Regions from separate parts of the Homo sapiens genome. Here region 2 is linked to region 1. Evidence: chromatin loops called from intact Hi-C (ENCODE). Cell type or tissue: CD4-positive, alpha-beta T cell. All regions are shown on one strand.

Evidence for each region. Peaks named below come from ENCODE experiments on the same cell type or tissue, not always from the same donor. Only the 100,000 strongest peaks of a DNase experiment are listed, where the experiment ranks them.
Region 2: it touches region 1 in a loop (3-fold over the local background); 13 of 110 quality-filtered maps call a loop at or near these places.

What each region holds. Positions count from the first base shown.
Region 1 is chr14:22,569,107-22,571,606 of GRCh38, reverse strand. The region is part of intron 2 of DAD1 (defender against cell death 1); the gene reads left to right. Among named protein-coding and RNA genes, the nearest start is that of LINC02332, 13 kb to the right of the region's middle. RefSeq lists an enhancer at 591-1,313. In CD4-positive, alpha-beta T cell, CTCF peaks have their summits at 959 and 1,166; a DNase peak (open chromatin) is centred at 1,146; H3K4me3 peaks cover 1,394 bases; H3K27ac peaks cover 1,710 bases.
Region 2 is chr14:23,057,143-23,059,642 of GRCh38, reverse strand. CDH24 (cadherin 24) reads left to right here and starts at 2,123. Exons shown (of 13, transcript NM_144985.4): 1 at 2,123-2,240. ACIN1 (apoptotic chromatin condensation inducer 1) reads left to right here. Exons shown (of 19, transcript NM_001386863.1): 19 at 169-1,079. The coding sequence ends at 495. It overlaps LOC105370705 (collagen alpha-2(I) chain-like), which reads right to left and starts at 1,983. Exons shown (of 2, transcript NR_169511.1): 1 at 1,601-1,983; 2 at 994-1,358. RefSeq lists silencers at 1,894-2,043, 2,124-2,243. In CD4-positive, alpha-beta T cell, CTCF peaks have their summits at 1,241 and 1,440 (motif pointing right); DNase peaks (open chromatin) are centred at 415, 796, 1,432 and 2,072; H3K4me3 peaks cover 1,206 bases.

The DNA.
Region 1 (2,500 bases):
TTACAACTAATGTATCTATCCAGGTGATCAAGAAAGACTCAATATTTTTTATTTTTTAGACTATACAAATGAAAATACAAAAGCAAAAATTCTCCCAGTGAGCTTCTGACCCCCAGAAATCCATGCACACCTGAAATGATCAGTTTTTGTTGTGTAGGTGGCGGCATATTTTTGAATGAATCCATGACAGAAAGAAGCTCAGTGGATTTCAGTATTTAAAAATGTATATACTTTAGTTTTTTCCATGTTTGTTCTTCTGTGTTTCTTTGTGAAATTCTTTTTTTTTTTTTTTTGAGACAGAGTCTTACTGTCTTGCCCAGGCTAGAGTGCAGTGGTGCAGTCTTGGCTCACTGCAACCCTGCCTCCCGGGTTCAAGCAATTCTCCTGCCGCAGCCTCCCCGAGTAGCTGGGACTACAGGCACTTGCCCGGCTAGTTTTTGTATTTTTAGTAGAGATGGGGTTTCACTCTGTTGGCTAGGCTGGTGTTGAACTCCTGTCCTCGTGATCCACTCGCCTTGGCCTCCCAAAGTGCTGGGATTACAGGCGTGAGCCACTGCACCTGGCCTGTGAAACTCTTTTTTAAAAAAAAAAAAAAAAATCTCAGTCCATCTCAGGTGTTCTGAAGGGTAATGAGGAAAAGAAGGACAGAACTGTATTGGATCACAGTTTGAGAATTAAAGTTCCTGATGAATTGGGCCCTGGGTCAGAAGGAAGGGTGAACTGGGCCCAAAGGGACAAAACCTTGCTTGAAAATGTGCTCAGCTCCCAGGGAGATAGTTGCCAAATGCCTGTGCCTTGTTAGCATTGTTTTGTTTTTATAATGGAGACCATTCTCTCACAAGTCTTAAAAAATTCAGTGTTTGATCCTAGCTGGAACAAGGGGGCTACAGGGTTGGGCAGAACATTTTAAACTCTGACTGGCAGCACTGTTTACAAACATGAAATTATGTTGGCTTTTCGAATTCAGTTAAAGTATAGTAATCTAGAAAATTACCTCGGGAAGGGGAACTTGATGTTATTCTGTGGGCTTTGCTGCCACCTAGTGGATGGTATGTTTCATGTGTTGAGCGGCTACTACAAAACATGAGGAGTTGAGTTTGGGGGAAGAAGCTACTGATACCTGTGTTAAAAAACCTAGTTTCTTTCCAGTCATTGGGGGGCAGCAGAGGTCCAGGAGGGTTTAGATGCTGGGTTGGGGGTTGCTTTACATTCTGGCCAGAAGTGGGCAATGTCGAGTTAGGAACAAAAGGGCATAGAACCCTAAAGTGGCCCTAGATTTTGTTGTGTGGGGGAAGACCAAGACTGTGCACATAGACCCGCAGGTTTCCCGTTTGATTTCTTTTTTTCACCTCCTTAGTTTGAGAGCTTCTTTTTTTGGTTTGTTCTACGTCTTTTATTCTCAATGGTGACCTCCCACGCAATAATCTTTAATTTTTTGTTGGTGGAGGGGCCCATTTAGTTTTTATTTCATTTTCTCTTTGATATTTCCACCTTATATTGAATTAGGTCCTGCCGCCAAATAAGCTCTCTCAGAGGGAACTGTCCTACATTTGTAGGAAATCTGAGGTAGTCACATCATAACTTTTTTCAACTCATTTTTCTCTGTTTAGAAGGTGAGATTAATTATATATTTTTTTATGTGCTGGGGTCTCGCTACGTTGCCCAAGCTGGGAACTCCCTGGGGTCAAGTGATCCTCCTGCCTGAGGCTTCTGTGTAGCTGGACCTACAGGTGTGTCACAGTGCCTGGCTCTGAGATTAGTTCTTTACCTTTCATTCTTAAAACTTTGAATCTACTTATTTTATTTGCTAAAAAGTGCTAATTGATGACTTTACTTGTTTATTGAACTCTATTTTATATTTGGTGTATTTAAGGCTACCAAAGAAAAAAGAATATCGAAATAGATTTATATTTATGAATTTCATTGCTGCCCTAACTTACTGCCTTATTTTCTCCATCCTCCCAGCTTGGATGACTCCTATTCCAAGTCATTCCCACCCCTCAGGTTGCATAGGAGCCCTTAGTCTACTGCATTCCTCCAGTGCTGCACTTATCACATTGTTATGAAACTATTCATTCACTTTCTTCTCTCTCCCACTGGACTCAATTGTGAACAGTAACAGTGTGTGTTTGTTGAATGAGTGTATGAATGAATAAACCTTTTTTTTTTTTTTTGAGACGGAGTCTCGCTTTGTTGTCCAGGCTGTAGTGCAGTGGCATGATCTTGGCTCACTATAACCTCCGCCTCCTGGGTTTAAGCAGTTCTCCTGCCTCAGCCTCTTGAGTAGCTGGGACTACAAGTGTGTGCTCCCACGCCTGGCTAATTTTTGTATTTTTAGGAGAGACATGGTTTCACCATGTTGGCCAGTATGGTCTCTATCTTTTGACTTTGTGATCTGCCTACCTTAGCCTCCCAAAGTGCTGGAATTACAGGCATGAGCCACTGTGCCCGGCCAAATAAACACTTTTTAACTGCAAGAAAAAGTTATGTTATTAAGTTA
Region 2 (2,500 bases), 490 kb before region 1:
GGAGGGAGAGAGGTGCTCTAAGAAAGACAGGATGCAGTTGTTGAGCCCCCAACCCCTTCCTGTTTAACTGAAAAGCTGACCCTGAGCTAGGAGGCAGGGTCCAGGCACAAATGGAGGCTGTGACCAGGACTGAGCTGCCTATTCTCTGCCTTTCCTACCTGGCTACAGATCGTTCAGAAAGAGGCAGAGCGGGCCGAACGGGCCAAGGAGCGGGAGAAGCGGCGAAAGGAGCAAGAAGAAGAAGAGCAAAAGGAGCGGGAGAAGGAAGCCGAGCGGGAACGGAACCGACAGCTGGAGCGAGAGAAACGTCGGGAGCACAGTCGGGAGAGGGACAGGGAGAGAGAGAGAGAAAGGGAGCGGGACAGGGGGGACCGAGATCGGGATAGGGAAAGGGACCGAGAACGAGGCAGGGAAAGGGATCGCAGGGACACCAAGCGCCACAGCAGAAGCCGGAGTCGGAGCACACCTGTGCGGGACCGGGGTGGGCGCCGCTAGCTGGGAAAACACTAGAGCTGCAGGTACCAGCCACTCGGCCCCAGGGGGTTATGGCCACAGAGGGATAGGCACAGTCTCCACCACCCTGGAGCCAAGGGTCTTTCACATCACCTATCCCTACATACATACCAAATGGAAAAGTGGCCATCCTTTTCCCCCCAAACACACCCCCTTAACCTATCTCTTGGGACTTAGCCCGACCCTCCCTCTCATTTCCCATTAAGTCTGAGAGGCAAGAGCTAGGTTAGGCAAGGAGGTGGTTGGCCAGAGATGGGGAACAGCCAGGTGCCCCAGTCCTCTGATTTTTCCTCCATCCTGCTTACCACCTCCCTGGGTACTTACAGCCTTCTCTTGGGAACAGCCGGGGCCAGGACTGGGTCACCTATGAGCTGAATCAGCATCTCCTCCTGAGTCCCAGGGCCCCTGCAGTTCCCAGTCTCTTCTGTCCTGCAGCCCTTGCCTCTTTCCCACAGGTTCCACTTTATATCCACCTTTTCCTTTTGTTCAATTTTTATTTTTATTTTTTTTATTATTAAATGATGTGGTCTATGGAAAAAAAAATAAAAATCTGACTTAGTTTTAAACTGTGTGAGTGGCTTTCTTTGGGCAGGTTAAGAAGCCACTGTGGATATCTGAGCGTGGACATCTGAGGATATCTGGAGTAGGAGTTGCTCTCATTCCATGTGTTCCTTTAGGCTGACTGCTTCCTGCTTATTGAACTTCCCACGTCTTTTATCCCCTGCCTTGGCCCTGACCAACCCAAAGCTGTGGACCTTCCTCATTCGGGAAGGCATGGAGCAACCTGTGTCCGTGGCGGCACCCCAGCAGGGCTAGGAGGGTGGGTCCTCTTCTGGTTCCTGGTCCTGTGCACGGTTAAATTAGGGGTTTGGTCACCTGCCTGCCACCTTGGTGCCTCCCACAACTACCACCAGGGGGCGGCAGCTCCTCGCTCTGTTGGCCCCTGTAACCGAGCTTCCCAAGAAGGGTTCCACTGCCCGCCTCCGACCTCCCGCCGATGTCGTGCCTCTGTTCCCGACCCGCTCCCTGGGCCCGGGCCTCGGACTCTCTGGACCCTTCTGCCGTCCTTAAGTGTCCCCCAGCTGACCTGCTACCGTGCTTTGCATGGGCTCTCAAAACGCCGCCGCCTTGCAGCTGGGATTCCATCCACACCAGTCCCAAAAGCCAGCCGGGAACCGGGAGCCCGGAGCCGGGTCTCTCCGCAGTGGGCTCCGAATTCCCCACCTCACCGCGCGCTCGCCCGTTTTCCGCTGCGGGCGGGGACTGGCAGCTTCGCGCTCCCGGGTGCACCCGCCCCGCCAGCTCTTCGGAAATGGCCTGGCGCCGTGGCCTGGACGTCCTCCCGCCCGAGTGCCCTGCCGGGCGCTGCGGGCCCGGTCCGGGAGGGGCGCCGCATCTGTATGCGCCCCGCAGCCCAGGAGCGCCGAGGGGGCGGACGCGCGGCGCCGCCTCCGCCCCCGCCCCCGCCGCGCGGGCCCGGCTGGCCGGGGAGGGTCGGAGGCTGGGCTCTCCTCTCCCGCGCGGCGCGGAGCCGCCTCGCTCCTCCGCAGGCGGAGTCTTCTTCCCCCGCCCCCTCCGTCTCGCTCCCTTGTTCTCGCCGGGGCCGCTCAGACCTGCAGCGGAGCCGCGGCGCCCGCTCCAATCGGCTCGGGGCTGTGCCCCCGGGACCCGGCGACGGGGGCGGGCGGGGGCGCTTCCCGCCGGCCTGGGCCCCTCGGCAGTGCCAGGTAAGGGCGCCTGCCCCGGAGCAGGGGTCGGGAATCCGCGGAGGGGTAGGAGGGGGCCCGCAGCCTGCGGGGGTCTTCGGAGGGGTGCGCTCCGTGGCTGGGAGCCCGCTGCCGGCTCCCTTCTCCCGCGCTCTGCCTCTTTCCCTTCTCCCCTCGCACCTCTCTCCCTCTTTCTTCTCTCGATTTCTCTTCACCCTTCCTTCTCTGCCTGTTTGCCTTCCTTATCCCTTCCCTCTGTCTCCCCAACCCTTCCCTCTCCC